Linked DNA regions of Mus musculus: region 2 is linked to region 1. Evidence: chromatin loops called from intact Hi-C (ENCODE). Cell type or tissue: left cerebral cortex. All regions are shown on one strand.

Evidence for each region. Peaks named below come from ENCODE experiments on the same cell type or tissue, not always from the same donor. Only the 100,000 strongest peaks of a DNase experiment are listed, where the experiment ranks them.
Region 2: a loop joins it to region 1, with 4 times the contacts of the local background. A loop is called at or near these places in 2 of 42 quality-filtered maps.

What each region holds. Positions count from the first base shown.
Region 1 is chr3:14,881,397-14,889,396 of GRCm38, forward strand. Car2 (carbonic anhydrase 2) reads left to right here and starts at 4,892. Exons shown (of 7, transcript NM_009801.5): 1 at 4,892-5,390; 2 at 6,438-6,635. The coding sequence starts at 5,357. In left cerebral cortex, CTCF peaks have their summits at 4,777 (motif pointing right) and 5,394; DNase peaks (open chromatin) are centred at 4,832, 5,296, 6,452 and 7,380; H3K4me3 peaks cover 3,578 bases; H3K27ac peaks cover 3,721 bases.
Region 2 is chr3:16,038,832-16,046,831 of GRCm38, forward strand. No RefSeq gene overlaps it. Among named protein-coding and RNA genes, the nearest start is that of Gm5150, 36 kb to the left of the region's middle. In left cerebral cortex, a CTCF peak has its summit at 4,729 (motif pointing left); a DNase peak (open chromatin) is centred at 4,710.

The DNA of each region.
Region 1 (8,000 bases):
CTTGAGCAAAATCCTATGATACCTGGGCAGTCAAGCTGGTAACTAAGATGTGTGCTAAATAGCTATTGGCAGGCAGTGTTTACAGCATGGCTATACTGGATAAAGGATGGTTCATATCCTGGGTGGGATGAAGCAGAACATTGTCGGATTTTATGAGAATAGTAGATGATAAAAATCTCATAGATTGTGTATTTCAGGAATTTCCCATTTACTACTTCCTGTTCTGGCTGACCACGGGCAACTGAAGCTAATGAGTAAATGGGTAAGGAACATTTTACTAGACAGGTGGAATTGGGGGTTAATAGTCCCAGTGTCTTTCCTTGTACATGGGTCCATATGCAGTGCCACTTTGGAATGTGCTCATTGGATGCCAGCCACACACCACCCCTGTCTCCCAAACTGGGAAAACCAGAAATGTATCCAGTGATGATCAATGTTCCTTACAAGGCAAACTGTTTGAGAACGGTGTTGGGAAAGGAGGTCGCCTTTATTATATCTAGAGAATTGTGTATGATAAATGGCAGCTTCCCTGAGTCACCAAATATTTAAAAGGTATAATTTACAGACATGTCTAATTTTCTCATTTAACATTTCATTCTACTTCTGTGTAAAATGGACACTTGTTGACATACTTGAACTCATTGACTACTTTGGATGTATTTAGGTTTTATAGAAGTTAAATATTACCAGGTATCATGAAAAAGCAAAGGCATTTTTAAATATCTTTAAATTTAGAAATGTGCATACTACAATTTTTTTTTAATCTACAAAACAGCTTGCTAAGGGCAGTTGAACTCAACTGTTTGTAGATGTAATGTTAATGTTATCTCAGACACATATTTTACTTAGAGAGACTTTGGCAGGATGCTCTAAAAGTGTTCTGCATGCTGACCCAACCTGGCTTTCTGGAGTAGGATTGCACATAAAATTTTCACACATTGTTCTTCTAGCATCATGGAGCAGGGTCTTTGACCAGGAGGAATGCACTGGCTCTCAGTGGGCCAAAGGACAGGTGGCTGAGGGTTCAAACCGGAACCAGAGTTGCCAGTTTGGTCCACACCTGACTCTTGCACTTGCTAGCTGAGTGACCTGTACTCAAGAACCTTATTTCTGTCCTCCAGTGCCACTGCTTCAGTGCAGACTGCTGTGAAGTGTTTAGAACTGCATTGCTGGATACACGCTTTTAGTAAGTTAATTTTTTAGAATTGTGTTGGTAAATTAATACTTTTAGTAAGTTTAGAATGTAAAAACTCAAACACACTAATTAAATGCTCCTTTTCCATTCAAGTTAGTGGCACAGAAAAGACAAACTATTATTTTTTTAGTGAAAAAGTATTATAATAATCATTATATTATTTATTCAGACGTGAAACCATGCCAGGCCTTTGAGATCTTCCAGACCCTCTTTCTTATAATGATATTCTGGAGTAGAATTCTCCCTCATCAGTTTACAATGGAGCAGGGGAAGTTGCAAGAGACTGCCTATGTTGCTCAGGGCTATACTGAAGCCCTATCGTGGACTCCACTCACACTGAAAGCTTAAATCTAATTTCACAAATGGGGACTTCTCCCGATGATAACAGGGACACTAACAGAGGAGTTAATAACACAGGAAGCCACAGCTAAGCCACATAAGTGAAATTTATCACTCAGCAGCCCTGGGTATGCTATATGTATTCCACACATGAACATGGAGGCTTGAAGACTAGAACAAATCATGCAGGCTTATGTAGAAGGTAAGACCTAGAGACACAGTACAAATCCACAAAACCTGGCTCTCATTCCTTAAGAGGAATGCTGGTAGGTTCACAGGCCAAAAGGGAAGCCAGAGCCAGAGTTTCCATATCAAAGGGACTTGGATCTTTTTCTGGAAGTAATTCTTAGAAAGACACACAGAAAGGCACAGGTAGCAAGAGTCACCCAGACCCTCCGTCTTGTCTGTAAAATGAAGAGATGAATTAGATTGCCTAAAGCTCCTAATTGTCTTAGTTCTAGTCTGTGTTATTCTCTCCTTTGCATCTGTCCCCTGGCTTCCTTGTACACTTAAACAGAAAACCTCTCCTTGGTACAGTGGTCTGTACTGCCCTTCTGGCTGCAAGTCCTGCCTGGCTGATGTCACTGCTTGTCTTCTTTTTCTTCATCCCAGTGATAAAGCTAGAAACTTCTTTGAGCAGGCTTTTATACTGACTTCTTGTATGTGAGCTGTTCTGTTCCTGGTCCTTCCTTACTGGTTCTTTAAGGGCTTCCTTCAGCAGGGCTTCTAGGACTCTCGGTGTGAGAGTGGCCTCTTATCCTGTGCCACTCTGCCTCATCCCTGGCTCTCGAGCTTCACACTCATTGGCACGGCTGGAATTCACCTTGCTTGTGTTTGCTCACTGTTCCCTACAGCCTCCACATCCACTCATCATGGACTCCAAGAAGATCGGCATCAAGTTGACATGGTAGCGGCCCAAAGTAGCACTTGAGATCTTGGGAAGTGAATGGGTTTACCTTATGTAGCCCCCCAACATATGGAAAATATGTAGCACTTAGTAGTAGCTCAATTAATACAATTGTAAAAATGATAACTCATATTTAATAAGCCATAATTGTTGGCATAATGTCAAGCCTTTTTTTACATGTTATGGCACCTAGTTTTCACCATGACCTTATGATATGAATACCATTATTATCTTAGTATTATGGGTGACATGCTGAAACTTAATTCAGAGTCACCTTAGGGTACATGCTGAAAGCATATATATATATATATATACACATATATATATATACATATATATATGTGTGTGTGTGTGTGTGTGTGTGTGTATATATATATATATATATATATATATATATATATATATCCCAGTCAGCTGTCAGCTGGAGGCTTTCTCTTTGGCCAGATGCTTACTTTTGATATAGTTTGCATTGTGTTTTATACAGCTCTGTTTAGGATAAACTTCAAAGCCGTAATTTTCTGATGGCTTCAGGTGGCAGGTGATTAATGTGCACTCACTAACTTAATTCTTACAACAGTCCTAACTGGGTGTAATTATTCTCACTTCCCACATGAGCAAGCAACAGCAAATTAGGATGATGGTTTACAAACTGATGATTAAATAGTTCTATCAGCTTAGAAAACTGCATCATAGACAGTAGGCTAGGGACATGTCTACATACAGGACTCTAGGAGTCCTAAGAAGTGAATGGCTGTTAGTCTCACTAAAAACTTAATACTTTAATGACTATGAAACTATCTACTTATTTCATTAATTATTGAATAAATCATATATTTCTTTGTAAAATATATTAACTAGCTAGATTTAGTGTAAATCAAATGCTTTGTCATTTTGTTTTAAAATTTTGTTCTGATTTATCTCAAAGACTTTTTGTTATCATAATTGGAACATGTCTTAGTAACTTTATATGTTTTTTTTCTGATTATGTTATATATACCCATATATATGAATATATGTGTGTATATGTACATATGAATATGTATATGTACATATGAATATACATACATATATACATAAATTTCCCCCACCTCCTGGGTTAGAAGGAAGTACATTTCTTCCCTCTAAAAACATGAATACATAAGCATTGGTTTTATTTTTACAAGCCCAGTGTTACTATCTGGCAGCCAGTGAATGACTGCCTGGGAGGAATGTCCCCAGTACAGCAGAGCTAGACAGTGACTGATCCACATGATACTATGAAGTCATCTCCATCATGAAGACCTGACAGAAAGAAAATGCCTACAGCCTCTGTAATTTGAAAAGAAAATGAATATGAGATATAATACCTGATGCTCTCTTGACTGTCCAAAGGTGGGCAAGGAGACTCCCTAGCAGGAGCCTGGCTCCCACTAAAACGTACCAGACAGGATGAGGATTCCCGTAGCTGCAACCAGAATTGGTGGGGTCTGAAGCCTTGAGAAGCACTTCATCAAAATCTGTTCTTATTCCACGCACGGTAGTAATGGAACAGGAAATGGGAAACCCCTAGCAAATTGTGCATCTCTAGTGTCACAGATGCAAGGGACTATTTGTGAATTGCACTTTGTAATGGTCCTATAAAACATTCTTCATCAAAAATTTCTTTTGACATCAACCTGAAGAGTCTTGTATAGAGAAGACCATAATTTTCTGAGTCTTAGTATAAGAACAAGGAGATCTACATGTGCATCATCTTTGTGTGGCACTGGGTGAAATAAAGGCACATGATGAGTCTGAGAACACTTAAAATGTAGTCAGATATTTTTCATTATACTTACACATAGATTCTAATATATAGGTAATGTGATGTCTAGGTGCCTCCATAGAAACACAAAAAAACTGTACCCTTCTCAATTTGAATTCTAAATAATATGGCCTCAGGTCCACAATAGATTCAATACAAAAAAATTGTTCTCAAAGTCAAATAAGAAAAAAAGTGTTAGGTGAAGAGAAATGTTTAAATAAAAATACACAAAAAGAACATTGAAAGGTGTGTCCCCGGGACACCCACGGTCCCTGGGAAGCCATACAGCTACCTTTCTTTTCTATTTTTTAAGTTTTGTGTTTTTTGTTTTGTTTTGTTTTGGGGGGGGGGGGTTGGTTTCGGCTTGTCAAATACAAATTCCTTTGCCAGGAAGGGGAAGTTCTCATCTCCTTGGAAGACATTTTTAAAATCCAATTCCAAAAAGCAAAGCGATTTTTGAGAATTGTTGGTTATGTTACATCAACAGTTCGGTGCCTAGGGTTAATTTGTGGAGCAAGCGGGAAGCTGGAGGGCGCCCTGGCGGCAAAGCCGGGTCGTCTTCCCGCAGCCCGGCAGCAGGGGGCCCCCCCGCTTCCCGCTCCCGGCTCCAGGATCCCCGCTCCCGGAGCCTCTAGGACGCTCCCCGCCCAAGGTCAAACTCCGCAGCCGCGTGCGTGCGGGCCGCGGCCGGGTGGCCGGCTGGCCCGCCAGCTCTGGGAAGCGGAGCCCCGCTGTGCGGGCGGGTGACCAGGTCGGTGCTCACAATGGGGCTGGGGAGTAGGGGCGCCGGCCCGCGAGGCTGCGCAGCGCCGGGGCGAGCTGGAGAGCGCGCAGCTGCTGCAGAGCGGGTCGGACGCAGAAGCGGAGAGCAGCCGGAGGGCGCCCCGCCCCAAGCAAGGTGCGGGGGCCCTCGAACACCGAGGCCTCCGCCTGTCACCTCTGCCTGTCACCTCCGTCCGCCACCTCCACGGTCTCCTCCCCTTGCTCAGGTCCACTCGGTCCCTCCCCTGGGCCGCCCAGAGCACCAAGTTGGCGGGAGCCTATAAAAGCCGGACGGTGCGACCCGCGACACACACTGCAGGACCGCTAGACGGACGACAACTTCTGCTCTGCCCCAATCACCGGCGTGACCATGTCCCACCACTGGGGATACAGCAAGCACAACGGTGAGTGGGGAGGCCGCGCGCTCCGGGCCGCGCGCTCCGGGTCTCGGCTCAGGCACCTGCCTCGCTCCGCAGATCCCGGAGCGCAGCTTGGATGCCGGGTCTCCGCTCTGGTACGTCCCTGGCGCCCGACTCAGAGCGCTCTCTAGGATCTGATCTCAAACTTGCTTGGCCGCGCACAGGGGTTGGGAGGGATAACCCAACGCAACACCCGACGACAATACCTATCGGGACCACAGCCGGTCACCCAAGGCTAACCTAGGCAGAATCGAGCAAGGGTTGTAACTAACATTTTACTTGTGTGTAGCAGAAAGGTTAAGGGGAAACACTTGTCCCCTTCACGTCTGTATCTGCTGCACTGTGGCTAAGATTCCCAGCGCACTTTGTTGTGGCATCTTCTGGAGCCCGTTTGGGTCTAATTGCGAGTTTTCCATGCATCTTTCAACTTCTAGTGTTAGAAGGTCAATCGCAGATACCTAGACGTCTTCCAGATCAAAGGCCTTGGTATATGACGCCATCTGAGGGGAAAAGAAGGTGCACTGGCTTGTGGTTGTGTGAACTTCCCAGCAAAGATAGTTCTAAAGGAGGGGCCTGAGCCTGAGTTTTGGTCTATACGGTCTTTACTGTCACCTAGTGTGGCAGCACGAGGTTCTCAGACCTGTTATAATGCCTTAGAATCTATGTTCCAAACTCAGTCACAAGAGGGCTTATATCCCCAGTCAGACCACTCTGTTTTCAGTAGTTCTGTCTAGTATTAGTCACCGAATTTGAGTGAAAAGATCTCAAAATTGCTAACGCTTGTCTGACAATGTTAAGAAATAGATGTATATTGACTCTAATTTTCGTGTTGGCCTTATGAGGTAGACTTGGAATATTATTACCCCATGTTACAAATAAAAGGACTGAGGCACATTTTGTTTTCCTAAATGTTAAGTTAGTATCACCTCCGAATGTTGAACTGAGCAGACTGTCTAGAAACACCAGTGGCTTCCGGTGGCTGGTGTCTCCCTTCCCACAGCAATGACCTAACAGCTCTCTTCTCATCTCTAGGACCAGAGAACTGGCACAAGGACTTCCCCATTGCCAATGGAGACCGGCAGTCCCCTGTGGACATTGACACAGCAACTGCCCAGCATGACCCTGCCCTACAGCCTCTGCTCATATCTTATGATAAAGCTGCGTCCAAGAGCATTGTCAACAACGGCCACTCCTTTAACGTTGAGTTTGATGACTCTCAGGACAATGCAGGTCAGTGTTTAGGAAAACATCCATCGGGCTTTTTAGCCAATAGTTATTTTCGGTCTTAATGGAAAATACAGGGACACCGGCAGGAGGTCCCTGCCACCACAATTTGTGTCCGAAAGCTGAGATGTCACTCTGATTTCTTTCATAGGTCCTAGAAGTAGGCTAATTACTGTGAAGTGTCCTCAGGGACTGTCAGATATGTAGGGCATCAGGCAAGGTGCCTGTGGGATGTCACAGAAAGCAAGTCAGGTCTTTAGCAATACAGAAACCAGGGAATTCACGAAATTTTAAACTTTTAAGATTCCCTTTAACACATTTGTCCTCCTAGATGAGAGCTATCCTCAGTAGGTATGACCTAATGTGTACTGCCTTCAAGTCAGTAGCGCAGAAAGTGATCATAATCTGAATATTTAAAAGGTTGAAGCTCTTGGTAAATATTGTTTGTATTTGTCAGTGTTGACATAGGGTGAGTATATAAAGATATAAGTATCTCGTTCAAAAATTTATTCCACAGTGAAGATTTTTCAGAGTTGTTTGGATATGCTTAGGCAGTTACTGAAAAAAAAAAAATCCAATTACCATAATTTATTTGTAATAGGGCCTGCTGACAGGATGCTGGTGAATGCTTTCTTCTTTATTTAGAAAATGGAGACCCAGTCCCATTTAGACACAGTGGCTGCCTTTACGGCCTGCTGGTTGACTTAATTGCCAGTGTCCTATTTTCCTGAATATTTTCCTTTGAAGGTCGCTGAATGAAATGGGCCTGTAAACACATTGTTTGCTAGTGGATTGGAGGAAGGGGTATTTTAGAGGGAAAGGACAAAGACAGAGGAAACAGCTACTATTGCTGTCAGAGTTGGAGCTAATGACCATGCTGAATAATAGCATGCTATATAATGTATAATTAAAGTATTACAATCAGGCGGGCCATTATGTTTCAAAAGCAGCAGAGAAATCTCAAATACCTCAGTCAGAATTAACAGCTGAAGAAAGGTGGGTTTTTAGTAATCCCAGCACTAGGGTGGCAGAGGCAGGCAGATTTCTGAGTTCAAGGCCAGCCTGGTCTACAGAATGAGTTCCAGGACAGCCAGGGCTACACAGAGAAACCCTGTCTCGAAAAAGAAAAAAAAAAAATCTCTTCTCCAGTGCAGGGGTTTTCGAACCTGACAAGTCATTCAGGGTTGGTCAGTTTGGAGGAAGCTAGGATGGTTGATTGGTCCAGAACTGTGTGTGGCCAGAGTAGGCTTCAGAACTTGTTGAGCCTGTCTATCAGCAGGGGCCTGCTAGTGGGAGGCTGAAATCTTACAGATCCTTTGTTTTAAGCTGCCAGGTTTTTGTCTCAAGTGATGAGGGTGCCAAAGAAGTGGG
Region 2 (8,000 bases), 1.2 Mb after region 1:
TCCTTCTTCTCCTTCTCCTCCTTCTCCTCCTTCTCCTCCTTCTCCTCCTTCTCCTCCTTCTCCTCCTTCTCCTCCTTCTCCTCCTTCTCCTCCTTCTCCTCCTTCTCCTCCTTCTCCTCCTTCTCCTCCTTCTCCTCCTTCTCCTCCTTCTCCTCCTTCTCCTCCTTCTCCTCCTTCTCCTCCTTCTCCTCCTTCTCCTCCTTCTCCTCCTTCTCCTCCTTCTCCTCCTCCTCCTCCTCCTCCTCCTCCTCCTCCTCCTCCTCCTCCTCCTCCTCCTCCTTCTTCTTCTTCTTCTTCTTCTTCTTCTTCTTTTCTTGTTTTTTTGTTTGTTTGTTTTTTTGTTTTTCGAGACAGGGTGTCTTAGTCAGGGTCTCTATTCCTGCACAAACATCATGACCAAGAAGCAAGCTGGGGAGGAAAGGGTTTATTCGGCTTACACTTCCATGCTGCTGTTCATCACCAAAGGAAGTCAGGACTGGAACCTCAAGCAGGTCAGGAAGCAGGAACTGATGCAGAGGCCATGGAGGGATGTTCCTTACTAGCTTGCCTCCTCTGGCTTGCTCAGCCTGCTCTCTTATAGAATCCAAGACTACCAGCCCAGAGATGGTCCCACCCACAAGGGGCCCTTCCCCCTTGATCACTAATTGAGAAAATGTCTTACAGTTGTATCTCATGGAGGCATTTCCTCAACTGAAGCTCCTTTCTCTGTGGTAACTCCAGCTGTGTCAAGTTGACACAAAACTAGCCAGTACACAGGGTTTTTCTGTGTAACCCTGGCTGTCCTGAAACTCAGTTTGTAGATCAAGCTGGCCTTGAACTCAGAAATCCACCTGCCTCTGCATCCCATGCCGGGCTGATACATCTTCTTAAACTTTTTTGTAGAGCTCTACCAAGACAGTGTTCTCTTAGTTGATCCACCCCGTACTCAGGTCCCGGTTTGGGCGCCGCCTGCGGCCACACTAACTGGGTTCCTGAGTGGGGAAGCCAGAGCTGAATGGAATGAAATGGTGAGGGAAATAATGGAGGCCAAGACATGTTTCTGTTCAAGGCCCCCGAAGTTTACTAAGAGTCTGTGCTTATAAAGGAGGGAGGCTCATCCCTGCCAATCCATCCTTGATGCCTGTTGCCAGCCTGTAGGCAGATCTGAGGGATGCTGTCTCTAATCTGCTGGACTTTGTCTCAAGGGCCTCTCAGCAGGTAGCAGTGTCTTGGAGAAGAACAGCAGCAGGTGACAGAACAATAGAGCCATCTAAGTCGGAAGGCTCCATCCCAGGTGATCTCATTCTCAGAGGCAGCAAGGTCAAAGCCAGCCTACTCAAAGCTGGTGGAGGCTACAATGCTACATTAAGAAAAAATACATTGCCATGCTGTTAGATAAGGCCTGAAACAAATCTTCAATGACAGCCAATTTGTTGCCTTCTGGTTATAGAACTAACAAGCACACTCTGGCGTTACCTTCTGTCTATAGGTTCCACCTTCATGTCATCATAAACCTAAAATATGGTGCCATTCTTCAACAGGAAATCTATAACTACTTGTACAGAAAGGATCTTGGAGAGATTCTTGTCTGGCCTCAAGCAAGCATTCTTAACTCTCATATTCTGTAGATCCTATAACAAAAATTAACTCATTCATTTAGTTTGAGTATAGTAACAGTGACTTAGTAAAAGTTTTATTGCTGGGAAGAAAAACTATTACCACATCAACTCTTATAAAGGAAAACATTTAATTGGGACTACCTTACAATATCAGAGTTGTCATCCATTATCACCATAGTAGCAAACATGATGGCATACAGGCAGACATGGTGCTGGACAAGGAGCTGAGAGTTCTACATCTTGATCTGCAGGCATCAGAAGATTGTGTATCACACTGGGCAAGCTTGAGAATAGAAGACACCAAAGCCAGGTTCCACAGTGATATACTTCCTCCAACAAGGCCATACCTACTCCAACATGGTCACACCTCTTACTAGTGCTATTCTCTGTGGCCAAACAGTCAAACACAGGAGTCTACTGGTGCCATACCTATTCAAACTACCACATTCTACTCCCTGGCTCCTTAGGCTTGTAGCGATACATAATGCAACAATGAATTCAGTCAAACTACAAAACTCACTTTTGTCTATCACAGTCTAGAAGTCCTAAGTTCAGTCTTTTTTTGAGATTCATGAAATGTCTTAACTGTAATACCCTAAAAAAAATAAATTAAAACCAGATCACATACTTACAAAATACAGTTACAGCAGATATATGTTACCATTCCAAATTATAGAGGAGGAAGCACAGTGAGGAAATAGTGGACCAAAGCAAGACCAAAAACAAGGTGGGCAAACTTCAAATTCTACATCTTCATGTCCAAATATTTTTCAGATCTCCAACTCCTCTCAGCTTTGCTGACTGCAAAACTTCTTTCTCTTGAGCTGTTTCTACTCCCTGTTATCAACTTTTCTCAACAGGCATCCCATGCCTCTAATATCTCTGATGTCTTGGGGTCTCCATGTCAATCCAGGCTTCATCTTTACTGATTCGCCTAATACCCATTCTAGGCCTCGATGAAGGGTTACCCTTGTGACACAGCTATCCTTAATGACTTTGCTTAGGCACAGAGGGAGATTCCATAACTCCTTTCTTCTATCCTTGGCTCTAAAACCAGAACAATGTGGCCAAAACTGCCAGGTTTTGCTACTTGCTAGGGCTAGAACATGGCCACCTCTTTGAATTACATCTTCACCAGCTTTCTGTATTCAGTGGTTTTCTTCATTAAACATGGCTGTCCTGGAGCCTGCTCTATAGACCAGGCTGACCTTGAACTCAGAGTCCTGCATGCTAATGAATACTGAGTCCTGGGGTTAAAGGTATGCATCACCACAACTAGTACTAGGCCTTTTAAAATTACTTTTCATAGTTTGAATCTTTCCTGAGTGAGGTCTCAGTCACCCAACACCTCCATTTAAGGGTGCTTTATTGAAGGCCATGTACTGGACTCTGATAACACAAATAACTAAACAGAGATGCATGTTCTTCTGGTGTACACATACAAAGGCAGAGCTTTCCAACTAATGCACAAAGGCTACTTTTTAATTAAATAATAAAACAAAAAAATGCATGCTTTGTTTGATTCATGATATGTTCAGATTTCTTTTTGTTTCTTTCTTTTAAAAAAATTGGTTATCAGAACTTTACAATAAGGATTCAAGCAATCTAACAGGGTTGCCCTATCATGTTCAAATGATCTAACAACCATCAGGAATATATTTTCTTAACTGTCAGCAATCATGTCGTGCTGAGTAGTGGCTCTTACCTTCAGATGGGGCTTGGACTATCAGAGGGCTCCTGTGTCCTTCTAATTTATAACTTCTAAATGAGGAGGACCAAAGAGTTAAACAAATCATTACAAATACTTTTGTAATTGAAATGGCAAACTACACTCTAGTGCAATTAGTTGTTCTTTCCTCTTGCTTCAGAAGATTACTTTGACTTCTTTTGTTAAATAAGGGCTAAGCAATTTTTCAGAGACTTGATATATAGTACATACAATTTGGAAAATATGTAGAGCTGGGAGTTTGTCATATTTTAATACTTGTATGAATGATAGAGTTTTAAACATTATTCCTGTTGTCTAACTATATTCCACTACCTTTACAATCTACATTGCTGCACAAAACCTGATCAAAAAGAGACTGTAGAACAAAAGATTTGAAATGATATGCTAATGCTTCAGAAAATACTGTGGTTTTCTCCACATTATTCATAAAAGAAAGGATGAATCAATGTAGTCCACCTCAAAGGCATAAACTGTTGTTTTTCTGCAAGGTGAGAATCCAGGGCTGAAAGCATAGAAAGGAGCATCATAATCGCTTTTTGAAAATAAAATCCAGCAGTGAACATAAATGTCCTCCTTCATATCTTGTGTAAAAGTATAACTTTTTTAGCATTTCATAGTTGCATATCAAATGTAGGTCAATATTTACAAAAGGCACTAAACACTATTTTTTTTTGTTTTGATAAAGGTAATTCTTATTTGTGACAATGAGAAGCCATCATTGAATTTCACATTCTAAAATGTTATTATTGTTGTCTGTGCATGATGACTCTGTATATTGCAGCATGCGTATAGAGGTCAGAGCACAAACTCATGGACTTGACCCACCATGCAAGTTCTAGCATCAAACTTGTGTCATCAGGCTAGCATGCTTAAGTGTCCTTACCTACTGCGGATTCTACCAGGGCTCTTATATTTCTTTTTAATCGACTTATTTACACTTAGTTCTGGTCAGCCACAATACGAAAAAAGGCAACAGAAGATTTTATACCACTCATATTTTGCTACTCGCATCCCACCCTCCATCCTCTATGAAAGCCTCAGGCTGTATGACCTGGTGCTGTCTCTACAGCACACACACCTAGCATATTCTCTTTTCTGGAAGCATCTCCCCCTTCCTTGCCATATCAGCTTTTTCTTGGACAGTCCCTCCCTCTGGCTTCAGTTTCTCCTTTTCATTTGTTTCTCTTTATGGCTCAGAGGGTCTTGCCTTAGTGGTGAGTCAGCAAATACTTGACTGCATAGCCTCCTCCCCACCATTCCAAAATTCAAAACTGGAATTCAAATATCCAGGGAGGGAAAAGGTAAGGGGAGGAAAAGGTAGTTAGTTACTCTGGATCTCAGAACTTCCTGAGGTCAAGACAAAACATAACGCAAGGCTGACACCTAGTGGCTACCTACTTGCTGCAGGGGTCTGCCCTGCATTAAACTAAGTACAAAATGAGAAACAAAGGATATCTTGAAATCAGTGCTGGCAACATGACTGCTTCTGCCCATCCTTTCATGCTATTTTAAGTTCTAAGGATAATTGAGTCACTTCTATCCCTTATCTGAGGGTTCTGTCTGGCCCTCTCTTGCCTTCTGAGGATGTTTACCTGGGTTGATTTCCTCAGCTCCCTCCTCACTATCCTAGCAACTACTGGATCCTTGCACTTTCTGTTTACTGCCACACTAGTTTGAATGAAGCCTGTAAATCATTCTTAGAAATCTCCTTTCTATATAAGAGAGCAATCATCCTGTAAGTTCTATTACTATTGAAAATTCTAGTACAAAAAAAAAAAAAAAGAAAGAAAGTTAGAGATTCATGTCTGAAGCCCTCAGGCTTGCTCATCCTTTGGTTTTAGCCCTTTAAAACCAAAAGGGCTGTTTCCTTTCAGTCTAGCACACTTCTGGCCCCAGCAATCGAGTCACAGCTTCCAGGCTGGATTTTACTTTGGTATTAGAGCTCTGGCAGTCTTAATAACTAGGCTCAGTCACTTGTCCTCAGTAGGCCAGTCAAGGAGCTGAGAAAGTCAAAGGCAGAGAGAAATTTATTCAATGTGGCTGCACCAGGAAGGGGGTCTGACATAAGGCACAGGTTTAAATGGGGGAATGGAGAGACGGCTCATCAGTCAAGAGCTACTCTTCCAGTAGGCAGGGGATGTTTCCTTGGGCTCCAAGACTCCCTGTTCTCCTGGATTGTCTCTTCCTTCTCCTGCTCCTTTCCCACTGTGCCCAAGCCTTATACACGGGGCTTTGCTCCCAGGCTGCCTTCAGCCCCCCTTCCTTCTCCCTTACCCTTTATGGTCTCACATACTAAGACCCCGGATAGCGCTCCACTTACGTCTCGGTCTTTGCTGTTCTGCTTTCACTGTCATTTCTCTCCAGATGTTTACTAGTTACCAAATTGGTTTCTCAGCTGCATCCTTGTTAGCCTTCTTCCCCAGTGTGGTCAGGGGCATTTTCCCTATGACCTCACTTCTTTAAAGCTTCTTTCCACGGCAAATAAACTTCAGACCCAGCCCTGCCTGCTTGGCTCCTTATCTTGCTTCATCTCTGGGGTTTAGCTGATGAAAAATTAATAGTCTCTCTTTTCTCCTCACTTAACTACTTTGGTCTTCCTTCTTGAGCTTCATGTGGTCTATGAATTGTATCTTGGGTATTCCAAACTTTTGGGCTAATATCCACTTATCAATGAGTGCATACCATGCATGTTCTTTTTTGATTGGGTGACCTCACTCAGGATGATATTTTATAGTTCCATCCATTTGCCTAAGAATTTCATAAAGTCATTGTTTTTAGTAGCTAAGTAGTACTCCATTATGTAAATGTATCACATTTTCTGTATCCATCCCTCTGTTAAGGAACATCTGGGTTATTTCCAGCTTCTAGCTATTGTAAATAAGGCTGCTATGAACATAGTGGAGCATGTGTCCTTCTTATATGTTGGAGCATCTTTTGGGTATATGCCCAGGAGTGATATAGTTGGGTCCTCAGGTAATACTATGTCCAATTTTCTGAGGAACTTCCAGTGTGGTTGTACAAGCTTGCAATCCCACCAGCAATGGAGGAGTGTTCCTCTTTCTCCACATCCTCTCCAGCATCTTCTGTCACCTGAGTTGTTGATCTGACTGGTGTGAGGTGGAATCTCAGGGTTGTGATGATTTGCATTTCCCTGATAACTAAGGACTTTGAATATTTCTTTATGTGCTTCTTGACCATTCAGTATTCTGCAGTTGAGAATTCTTTGGTTAGCTTTGTACCCCACTTTTTAATAGGGTTATTTGATTCTCTGAAGTCTACTTTATTGAGTTCTTTGTATATATTGGATATTGGCCCTCTATCATATGTGGGATTGGTAAAGATCTTTTCCCAATCTGTTGGTTGCTGTTTTGTCCAATTGACAGTGTCATTTGCCTTACAGGAGCTTTGCAATTTTATGAGATTCCATTAGACAAAGAATCCTTGAATCATAATACTCTTCTTTCAAATGTCTTTAATACTGCTAACTGGGTTCAGTAGGTTCCCCTGGAGAAGTTCCAGGTTCTTGTTTCCTGTAGTGGGAAACTGGACAAAGACTGGTGGGTGGAAACAGAAGCAGGAACATGATTAAAACAAGATCCATTTCCAAGGCTAGAAGCATGTTGGAACACGAGAAGGCAAAGCTGTAGGAAGGGTCTTAAGTCCTGAGCTGTTTATGTAGTGCAATCTTCCTTACATGTGTATGTGCAGTATGTGCTGGTTATGTCATTACATCTTACAGCTTCCTCAAGGTACATGTTTTAGTATCAGGAGACATAGGTCCCCTTCTAGCACTACCGTGTCTCTGCTCACTCTGTGAAATCTGCTGGCCTCAGTATTATTCCCTTTCCTTCCTCTGGTTCCTGATGCTACCAGTGAGAAATATGAAAGCAGTTCTTTATATGACCCAGTACAGGGGAACGCCAGGGCCAAAAAGTGGGAGTGGGTGGGTAGGGGGGTGGGGGGAGGGTATGGGGGACTTTTGGGATAGCATTGGAAATGTAAATGAGCTAAATACCTAATAAAAATATTTTAAAAAAAGAAAAGAAAGCAGTTCTGATTCTCTTTCCTTTTCCATTTATTTTTGAATGATTTTTATGTGTTTGTGTGGTGTGTGTGTGTGTGTGTGTGTGTGTGTGTGTGTGTGTGTGTGTGTTTGGTGGGGCAGGGTAAAGTGGGGAGAGGACCTCCATAACTTGATTCTTGTTTCTCTGCTGTGGTTTTAGCAAGATGGGACAATCTCTAGAACTATAGGATTCAGCTGTTATCCAATGACATTGTTAGCCTTTGGATTGGTGAAAGCTAGTTAAATTGCAAAAGTTTTGATCTCTTAGTCAGAGGATGTCAGGTCTAACACAGTTGACAAGGAATGGCTATTTAGGAGGTTGATGCTAGCCTGAATTAAGCTAGAAGTATGCTCTGTACCTGCAGCATCACGACCTTTGCCCATCACTGTCATTCTAATCAGTCAGTCCTTGCAGAGGCAACTCCCTTCCAAAAACTCCCATTTATATCTCTCACTTGACTTGAACTTGCTTTGGCTAGGCTGACTAGACTCCTGATTCCATGTCCCCAGCTCTGAGTAATATGATAATTCCAGTGTGTGCAAGCTGGAGTTAGAAATTTGACCTCATGCTTATGTGGCAAGTTTATTACTGATTGAGCATCACATCAGT